Regions from separate parts of the Homo sapiens genome. Here region 1 is linked to region 2. The links are chromatin contacts, found by Hi-C in ENCODE. All regions are on one chromosome and are shown on one strand. Each heading gives the region's core, a stretch centred on a gene start or an enhancer-like site at or near the end of the contact. The rest is flanking DNA. Distances are from core to core; before and after follow the strand shown. Region 1 holds the start of IGSF5 (immunoglobulin superfamily member 5). Region 2 has its middle 57 kb from the start of IGSF5.

Region 1 (5,362 bases), core at 1,808-4,307, 58 kb after region 2:
CCCAGACTTCAGGACTAATTCCTTCCTCAAACAGGAGACGACAAATGGGTGTTCCTTCTCCTATGTTCAGGTGTATAATGGCCCCTGCTTTTACTAGAATCTCTCTCTCTAACAAGGGAGTGAGGCTTTCAGGCATAATTAGGAAAGCATGTGAAAAGGGTAAAGCTCCCCAGTCACAACTTAGTGGCTGGAAGAAGTATCTAGTGACTGGCTGTCCTAGGACCCCTCGGATAGTGACAGATCTGGAGGACAGTTGTCCGGGACAGGAGAGTAAGACTGAGAAGGCCGCACCGGCGTCCAGGAGACAGTTAACCTCTTGGCTCTCAATGGTCAAGCATACCTGGGGCTCTGTGAGGGTGATGGCATGGGCTGGCGCTTGCCCTGGGCACCCTCAGCCCTGCTGCTGGATCATCTGGTTAGTGTCTTCTGACTCAGAGGACCTTCATCCCCTGGGGCAGTGGGCCTTCCAGTGATTCCCTTGACATAAGGGGCATGGACAAGAGGGCGGCTTACTTCTACTTGGACAATCTTTTTTAAAGTGTCCTTGTAGACCGCACTGGAAGTAAGCCCTATTAGGCATTCGATTTGCCCAGCTTTTCCCTTTTACAGAGCCTCCAAAGTCCACTTGCCTGAGGGCCATGACTAAAGTGATGGCCTTTTTTTTATCCTGTTTGTCCTGTTCTGCCTGCTCCTCCTGATCTCTATTATAAAAAAGCGAGGTTGCCAAGTTCAATAGGGTTTCTAAGTTTTGCTCCAGGCCTAAGACAGACTTTTGAAGTTTTTTCCTAATGTCTGCAGCTGACTGAGTGATAAACTTATCCTTTAAGATTAGTTGGCCTTCACTAGAGTCAGGTGACAGGGAGGTATGCTTCCTCAATGCCTCCCTTAGTCTCTCCAGAAAGGCAGTAGGATTTTCTTCCTTTCCCTATGCTATAGTGTACATCATTGAATAATTCACAGCCTTCTTCCTAGTTTTCCTTAGTCCTTCTAGCACACACGTGAGCAAATGTCTGCGGCACCAATCTCCATGTTCTGATTCTGTGTGCCAGTGAGGGTCTACACTGGGGACTGCCTGCTGCCCTGTGGGGAATCATTCTCTTTCTTCTGTTGTCATCCTGTCATTGACCTGACTGAGATACCAGAGATCGCCAAACTCTCAGGCTGCAGTAATGGTGGCACTTTTTCATTTGGGGTTAGTGTCTGATTTAGCAGTAACATTATATCTCTCCATGTCAGATCAAAGGATTGTCCTAACCCTTGTAAAACATCAATATAGCCATCAGGGTTATCTGAGAATTTACCTAGGTCTATTTTAATTTGCTTTAAGTCTGAGAGAGAAAAAGTTACATGCACTCTGGCTGGGCTGAATTCTCCTCCTCCCGCTGCTTGGAGGGGGCATAATCGGGGAATATTGGCACTCTTTGGTTCATTGTTTACCCCTTTGTCTATCTCCTTTTGGACCATTTGGGCTGAAGAGGGGGTTCTTATTAGTTGGGGAAGGAGTCAGGGGGATGTTGGGGTAGGGAGGTAGATTCTGAGGGCTTCCTGTAGGGCATAAGTCATACTTTTTGCATAACTGCGAGTTGTCTCTTAATGAAAAGAAAGTTTGTACATATGGCACTTCACTCCATTTGCCTTCTTTTCTACAAAAGAGGTCTAGCTGTAAGATGGTGTTATAATTTATACTTCCCTCAGGAGGCCAGCTTTCTTCCCCTTGAAGAGAATATCACGGCCAGGCGGTACTGCAGAAGAATATAAGTCATTTCTTTCTTAGCGTCTGAGGGTCAAATTGGTCCTAATTCTCCAGAATACATCTTAGGGGCAATTTTGCCTTGGGGGGAACGTTTCCCATCTGAAAAAGGAACATAGGGATGCCAGCATCCCTAGTCATTTTCTGATGAGCATTAGTCCTAGAGTGTCCTCTGTGGTCCTAATGCTTATTCCTTTCCAGGGTGCGTAACCACCCATGGACCTCTGCTTATCGGATTAGTTACACTCACCGATGTAGCAGTCCTGCACCTGTTTTCCCGCCTTTCTTGACCACAAAGAAAGGGGTCCGGGCTGCTGGATTCTAGTGGTCCTTTACCAGCGTGCCCAACATTGCCTTTGCGCTCAGGAGTGAGTCCTAGAGCTGGGCTGGGTTCCTGAGTATTTCATAACAACCCAGCTGCCCCATCAAGATGCATTCCCATAAACAACAGTTTTTATGCAAATTCGTTTCAGAGAGGGTGTAGCGAACCTTTTGAGTCAGGATTGAGATAGTCTTTTGATTCTGTAAGTACTTTAAGGCTTGGCTGAGTGCAAACAGCTCGCACATTTGAGGAGACCAATTATTAGGCAATTTTTCTAACTCTGCTTCCACAAGAGTCTCCGTATCAATTACTGAATACCCATTGTGTTTTTTACCTCAATCACCTGGGAGGAACCATCTATCATCCTGTCCTGAAGGAAGATCCTCCTAGGTCTGGTCGGACCTTTGTATGGTAATTAAGATGTAAATCCCCTGTTAGAAAATCTGCTGGGTTAAGGGAATTATCAGCGGTTGGAGTTACATTACTTTTTTCTAACATAATGGCCCCATACTTTAAGATTTTTGAGTTAGTAAGCTACCTCTTTGCTTTTTTGACTTAGACTAATTCTGAACTGGTGAGGTGTGCTCACAGCGAAGTTTCCTCTAAAAGTTACTTTTCTACTTTTAGCAAAGCAGTTGCCGCTACCAACTGAATGCATTTGGCTCATCCGTGGGTTACTGGGTTAAGGATTTTAGACAGGAAGGCTATGGGTTGTCAGTGGCCTCAGTGCTTTCGGGCTACGCCCTTATTTACACTGACAACAAAGTGGCATTGGAGTGTTATAGGTTCATAGAGAAGATCTTCAATTATCAATTATGGGTTTCAAATTTACCCTGGCTTTTAAAGGAATAGGGCACACTTTTTTTTTTTTAACTATTTCTTTTTCTTTCTTTTACTCTTTGACTTCCTTGGAATCCGTGAGGCCAAGAACCTGCCTCTCTGTCTCTCTCTCTCTCTTCATCTCTCTCTCTCTCTCTCCATCTCTCTCTCTCCGTGTCTCTCTCTTAGCCATTACAAACTTGGGGCCCTGGCAAGGGTGGTGGGGAATGGGTCCTGCATAACTGCTCATGTCAAGAGCTGTATACCTAAATTAGGAGGGACGCCAGGGATAAGACTCCCTGGGCTATAGCCTAGGTGCCTGAGGACGCAGCGTAGGGCTTCCTTAGATCCCTTTGGAGATACAACCTGCTAGAGGAAATGAAAGTCTGAACCATTAGTACCTAGGAGGCAGGGATCAGAGGAAGTAGATTCAGAGGTAAGGAGAATTTTGGGGCTATACTTTCAAGAAAGTCGTGTTCGGGACCCAGGAGGTATGGGTCAGAAGGAAAGGTAAGGGCGCATGCGTGGGCGACTGTTGAGTAGAGACTTCTGGCTGAGCCATGATCTCAATCAGCTACTGCTGGGAGGTTGGGACGACAGCTTTCTGCCTCTAGTTGGCCCTTGGTTTCCCCAAGAAAATTGAAAGTGGAAGCTGGCTCCAGGCAGACCAATGTCCCCAACAACCCCAGAAGGGTTGGGGGTTGTTAGAAAGCCCTTCCCCAGATAGCCTCACACCTGAGTCTTAAGTCAGGCGGCCACGCTAATCGTTTTTAACTGGCCGACAGGTGTCCGGTATTTTCCTCCACCTCTAAGGAAGGCTAGGACAGTATAGCAAGCGAAAGTGGTCCAATATTACTCACTGCTTTGGATGTCCCTTCGTGGTTGCCAAAATGTTACGGGGGGTGGGGGGTCCTTGCTCCCAGAGCTCCCAAGATGGTGGTGAGCCACTTCCAAGATGGCGGCAAGCCTCGTGTTCTCTGACCTGGGGTTCTTGGCCTCACGAATTCCAAGGAATGGAATCTTGGGCCATGCGGTGAGTGTTATAGCTCTATTAGAAGCTGTGGGTCATGGGAGAGAACCATGGAAGCCAGTGACTAGTGTTTAGCTCGATTAGGATGAACCCAGGCACTTAGCCATGCAGGAACAATGGCGAGCCTTTAGCCTGATTGGAAGTGGCAATGGGCGCCTCACTGGATCAGGAGCACAGCAGATACTCTGCCGGATCTGGAGGAATGGAAGTCAGCGGCGGGTCTGCGATGGTGGCAAACAGCAGTGGTGGACGGTGAGTGAAAGCTCAGCTCGAGCCGTAACAAACACGGACCAGAAGAGTGCAGTTGCAAGATTTAATAGAGTGAAATAGAGTGAAAACAGAGCTCCCATACAAAGGGAGGGGTCCCAAAGGGGGTTGCTCCCATCCCTCTTTTTCTATCTCTACTTTTTCTCAATTATCTTCAGCTCAAAATAATTTATATGCCAAAATGGCTTATTTTGGGGTGGCATATCCTAATCCCTTTCAGCATAGAGGTTTATTTTTTTGAATCAATAACTGAGGAATAATTATTCTTACTAAAACCCAATAATTCAACTCAGAAGGGTCTTCCAAAGAAGGTGGTCTCCCAGCATGCTCTGGGTTCTGTTTGCTTGCTGATGGAACACAGTTAACAGTTAACACAGCTCACGGGACTCCTGATGCTTGCGTGCTGTGAATAATAAGACACTTTCGGAATGGGGGCTCAGCACACTGTCAGGGCTCTCAGAGTTTGCCATTGTTATCATTATTATTATTAGCTATCATTGTTTTTATTGCCTACTATTACAATTTCTAACATGCCTCTATTCGCCCTTCAAGTGAGTAAAACATTCCTCAGGACTTGCCTGGCAAAAGCACCTTGGAGAAATTCAGGCTGCTGGTGAGGGTCTAGGGCTGACCCCAGCATGCCCTAAGGAAGGTCAGCCCAAGGGCAGGCACTTGGCTTGGTTAGTTGCTTTCTCCTGCCTAGGCTAAGTGTTAAGTGCTCTCTGAATAGCCACTGCATAAAATTAGTGGATAACACAACTAACCTGGTGAATTAGTCTGTTTTCACGCTGCTGAAGTCATACCCGAGACCGGGAAGAAAGAGTTTTAATGAACTCACAGCTCCATGTGGCTGGGGAGGCCTCACAATCATGGCCGAAGGTGAAAGGCACTTCTTACATGGCAGCAGCAAGAGCGAATCAGAGAGCCAAGCAAAAGGGATTTCCCCTTATAAAACCATCAGAACTCATGAGACTTATTCACTACCAGAGAACAGTATGGGGAAACTGCCGCCATGATTCAGTTATCTCCCACCAAGTCCCTCCCACAACAGGTGGGAATTATGGGAGGACAATTCAAGATGAGATTTGGGTGGGGTCACAGCCAAACCATATCACCTGGCCACATGGCCTGGGGGGTTCCAGGAACCTGGAAGTGGACTTAACTGTAATACCAA
Region 2 (5,592 bases), core at 991-3,490:
TCCTTCTTATGCTGCCATCTCTTTGGGTTCTCACCAGCCATGAAATATCCTCTGCTTTAAAAACCTCCTGTGGTTACACTGGGCTCACTGGTTAGTCCAGGATAATCTCCCCATCTCAAGGTCAGATGATTAGCAACCTTAATTTCCCTTTGCCATGTAATCTAACATATTCACAAAGTCTAGGAATTAGGGTGTAGATATCTGTGGCGGATGGAATTATTCTGCCTGCTACATTATATGTTAGGCATTTTCCACAATAGAATGTAGAAAACAATATACAAAAGTTACCTGAGGAAAAGCACACCCTTCATTTTTTTCTTTAGACTGTGTTTATTAATTGTCTGCACAACCAATTAAGTTTAGAGCAAAAGTTGAACATGGTCCATGGTAATAAGGATATTAACTTTGCCCTATTTATGACACCAAGAGGAAAATGCAGATGTTGTAATCTCATCACTATGTAGATTGCATCTAAAGCATTGAATAGAAAGAGGAACCATTATAGGATGATGCTACAGATAAAATTTAGTTTGCCTAATTTATTATCTTGTTTTCAAAGCAAAACTGTAACGTGGTGGTGAATTATATAAAAAGAAGCTAATTGGTAGGAAAAAGTCAATTAAAAATAGCACTTTACCATTATAAAACATTTGTACTCATTCTCATTCAGCTTCACAACAACCCTTCTGTTGGGCAGGATATGTGTACTTTTTTCCTTTTGTAGGTGAAGAAGTTAATTGAGACTCTGGAAGTAAGGATTTGTTTTAACTTTTCTCCGTTAACTGGCAAGATGAGGAGCGGGACCCAGCTCTTTTGATTCCACTGCACCAAATTGCCTTGGTAACCACCAGAGAAACGCTGGGATGTGTTCCGAATACTCTGTTTATTAAGAAAAAGATGGGTGTAACTCCATATTAAATTTTCCATAAACACTAGATACACCAGGTATAAAATTTAAGGTATCCGTTTAATGGTCACTGACATTGGGAATTCTCCCCAGCAGCCCTTCCTGCTCAGCTCTCACATCAACCTATGAACTCTGACTGTGAACTCCCAGTGCAGCTTTTTTATTTCCCAATTAATAGAAATAGCATCACTAAATCCCATAAGTTTCCTTTTCCGTGTACAATAGAAGATGGCGTTTCCCAGCGATGCCTGCAATTAAGCTGAGGCCATGTGACTGGTTCTAACCAATAGGTTGCAAGGAGAGAGTCAGGCGTGGCTTCTGGATTGAAACATGGAAGAGCAAGTGTGAATTCTCCTTACTTTTTTTTTTCCGCCCTTAGTGGTGATTTCTGAGGTCACTTGTTGACATGGTAGAGCCCCAGGTTGGAAGTGGCTTAGGTCTTAGTGAACCACTGAGGTACTATTTAACGCCAGTATCAGAGATGTTAACACCATAATTAAGAGTTAACCAATTATGAAACAGCGTGTGTTTCCGCTACAAAATCTGAGACTCTCGTAGCGGGCAGGGGTGTGTATTCAAGTTAATATTTCTTTGTTCTACAGTCTGACATCAATATATCTTATTTTCTTATTAAGGATTCTTATTGCCATTAAAGAAAAAAATTGCTTGGCAAAGATGAAAATAAATAGAGACTAAGCAATATTTGTAGCTTGTGAGAATTATAAAGACAGGACAAAATAATAATATAACTGGATGAGAAAGATAAGAGTGCGTGTTAGAGATTTGCGCTGTCATGGGCAGTTATGCCTCTTTAGGCGAGCAAATTGTGCTTGTTGCAGTGAGATTGGTGAGATGTAGGCCCGTTCTGACTGTGGATGGCAGCATGGCTTTCCACCCCAGCCAGACACAAAGGGCACAAGGTGGGGCAGGTGACCTACAGCCCTTGGACTGTGTCACTCTAGGGAACCTCTGCTCAGTCAGCCGTTCAGTTTACAAACCTTAGATTAAGACCTTTGAAAACAAGTTGAATGGTAAGGAAGTTTTCTCCCAGCAACAATGCAATAAACTGAAATTAAAATAGATAATCTAACATCTTATGTTTGTGTACTGTTAATGATTTACAAAGCATTTTTTCTTTTTGTGCCTCAGGATTACTCTGAGAGGTGGTGGGCAGAGCGATTAAACCCCCATTTCCTGGGAGGGTGCGTAGGATTCGCCTTCATGTCCCTTCCTGGCTTTACTTAGCACTCCACACTCTTTTCCTTGTTTGTTCATTTACACATAACGCTTTGGCAAATTGTTCTCCACGCAGAGTGTGTTAAGCTCAGTTCGTAACTCATGAACTCCTGTAGATTCCCCAGCTGCCCTTGCAATTAGTTTGGGACCAACTCCTACTGGCCGTTGACTTAAGATAGAAGGCAATTAAAAGCCACTGTGCCCTGTCCAACCTTTTCCCCGCTGAGCTGACCTTGGAGGCTGTGTATTCCAGTTGACAGTGTAGCCCACGGCCTCCATCGGCCTTAGGAATCAGAAATTAGCCTTTCCTGTGTGAAGACACTGACATTTCAGGGTTTATTCTGTGGTTTCATCATAACACATCCTATCCTGATTAATAAAATTACTTACTCTCCACACCTTCTAAGTGTATCATTAAGAGATGTTTCTAAGAATCCTTAGAAATTGGGGCTCTGAAATTGGAATGCGGAAACACTCCAGAACACAATCAGTATCATTTCCACTTTTAACTTTACATGAATTTTCCCATAGGCAGAATTTTATTTATTTTTTTATCAAAATCATACATTTACATAGTGTAAAATGTTACTAGTGCTATCAGGCTTATGAGTACTGACAGCAGCAGCTCTCTGCCCCAGCCCTTCTCTCCCAGGTCTGATTCCTTTCTGCGGTTTCCCCCGGCATTTATGTCTATATTTGTAAATAATACACTTATCCTGCTGTGTCATGTTCTATTGTTTCAGATGTTTTCTATTGACTTTCCACTACTGCAGATGAGGATTCAGCCACCTTTTCCCCCTCACCACCACTGCGCCTCCCCCATCTTCTCATTATATCACAATTTTTGGCTAAATCTGAATTTACTATTTATTATTTATAACCATGTAAATATTGCTGACTGCTAGGACAAGTAGTGTGCTTTGATTACATATATTTTTTTTTCTGTGAAAGTTCCTCTTTATTTTTTATTTGCTTAGCTTGTGTATCAGTAATGCTTCCCCCTTCATTCAAGCACCGTCAGTTCTAGTTTCCACATGGCTGAAGGTCATGGATCATTTTCTGATTGGAGCCTGTGCTCATGGCACTTGCTCTTCCTCCCACAGTTGGATCTGGCTGGGTTGCTCCCCAGCTGCCATCCCAGATCTCATTTCCTGGAGTCCATGTCTACCTTCTTTTGGTTTATACTCTTTTGTGAATGGAGCACACCCTTTTGGAGTTTCCAGAGAAAAGGTGCATGACAGGTGAAACTTTTGATATCTTGCTAATGTGAAAATGTTTGCTGATATTGCTGTGAATAGCTTGACAGTTTGGATTTGGAAATGGAGTAGAAAATAATTTCCTTCCCAGTCCATCTCTGGAAGCACACACTGGGAGTGGTTGCCCTTGAGGAGGAAAACAGCTTAGGGATGGAGCGAGACTTACTTCACTATATAACTTTTTGTACTATTCAACTTTTAGAAACCATTTGTAGACACTGCTTTACGAAACTTAAATAGACATTAGTAAACAGAAATCATGAGCAATATGGAGAATATACTGCCCCCAGTTTACCATGTGCTGCATTGTATTTAATATTTAGTCCTATGAGCAATGCATTTATTGCCATGCAAGAATTTTAGCATTGAAAGGGTTTTCTATAGACCAGAAATGGTGCAAGCCCAAACATGATCATAATTGCATGTTATAATGGAAATTCATAACCTTGTTATCTCAGAGCTTTTAGAAAATTTGTGAAGATTTGGACATTTTAGGGAAAAGGAGCACATGTAAACCAAATTTTGGGCATCAAAGATGGAAGTAGATTGGTCTCCAACAGTTGTCCTGTATCCTGAAATTCTTACTGCCATTACCATTATCATTACCATTACCATTACCATTACCATTACTCTTCCTAACAATGCCACCCCAAACCATTTCCACAGAAACCAGGTTGCTTTAAGTGGGCTTTCTTGGACTTTCCCATTTGACTAAATAGCAACTCTGCAGAAAGGTAGGCATCTCCATGGGCAATGCAAAACAAGAAAGCTGACATTTGGCTAAGGGCTTACCTGCAACAGTTACATCATGTTACACAAAATTCAGAGTTAAATGAGCATATGAGAGGGACATGGTTCAACCTGTATCTTCTGTGAAATGCTCTTCTTGCTGTTACATAATATTTTACATGTTTATGGGGTACCTGTGATATTGTGCTGCATGCACAGACTGTGTAATGATCAAGTCAGGGTATTTGGCATATCTGTCACCTTAAGCATTTATCATTTCTATGCGTTGGAAACATTTCAAGGCCTCTCTTCCAGCTACTTTGAAATATACAGTACACTGTTGCTAATTATAGCCTTCCTACTCTCCTGTTGAACATTAGAACTTATTCCTTCTATGTAACTGTATGTTTTTATCTGCTAACCAACCTCTCTTCATCCCCCTCCCACCCATACAACCTTTCCTAGCCTCTGGTGTCTATCATTCCACTGTCTACCTCCATGAGATCAACTTTCTTATCTCCCACATATGATTGAGAACAGCTAATATTTGTCTTTCTGTGCCTGGCTTATTTCACTTAACATGATGACTTTTGGTTCCCTCCATGTTACTGCAAATGACAGTTTCATTCTCTTTTATGGCCACACAGTATTTCACTGTATATATATATATATATATATATATATATATATATACACACACACTATGTTTTTAATGTGATATGTTTCTTATTATAAAAAGCTCTCAGGCTTGTCCTTAGGCATTAGAACATTTAGAAACATCTATCTATCTATCTTATCTATCATCTATCTACCTTATCTATCTATCTATCTATCTATCTATCTATCTATCTATCTATCTTCCATCTCTATCTGTCATCTATCTGCCTATCCATCTATCTATCTATCTATCTATCTATCTATCTATCTATCTATCTATCCATTTACCTTATCTATCTATCTATCTATCTATCTATCTATCTATCATCTATCCGTCTACCTAATATATCATCTATCTATGTATCTATCTATCTAATCTATCATCTATATATCTATCTATTATCTATCTATCTATCTATCTATCTATCTATCTATCTATCTATCTATCATCTATCTATCTGTCTATCCTACTCCCTGCCATGGTTGGCCCAAGAGCATTTTAAATTATATAGATAATCTTTGCTAATCCTTCCTGCTTTTCCCGATAATTGTAGGGGAAAATGGCCAAGGAGGGGCCTTCAGTGGATACATACATAAAATAATTTAAAATGTTGACAAAAGGTAAATTCCCATGATCTAGAGACAGAGTGGTTCTTAATCTAGAGAGTGGTTCTCAACTCAGGCTGAACACTGTAATGACCCAAGGACCTTGAAAAATACCGATGCTTGGGTCTTTCCTGAGAGATTTTGATTTAATTGGTCTGGTTACATCCTGAGCATCAGGAGTTTTAAAAGCTCTCCAGGTGA

Evidence for each region. A loop is a pair of places that touch in the nucleus more often than their neighbours do.
Region 1: a loop to region 2 is called in a map of GM13976, with 4 times the contacts of the local background. The contact joins the promoter of IGSF5 here to the enhancer-like site in region 2. A Hi-C loop is called at or near these places in 1 of 168 maps with a recorded cell type or tissue (GM13976).

The regions. Positions count from the first base shown.
Region 1 is chr21:39,742,126-39,747,487 of GRCh38, forward strand. IGSF5 (immunoglobulin superfamily member 5) reads left to right here and starts at 3,058. Exons shown (of 9, transcript NM_001080444.2): 1 at 3,058-3,401; 2 at 4,091-4,173. The coding sequence starts at 3,385.
Region 2 is chr21:39,685,016-39,690,607 of GRCh38, forward strand. No RefSeq gene overlaps it. Among named protein-coding and RNA genes, the nearest start is that of IGSF5, 57 kb to the right of the region's middle. Within about 2 kb of position 2,241, at least 3 of the 41 ENCODE cell types and tissues checked have a DNase peak (open chromatin) inside an H3K27ac peak, as active enhancers do.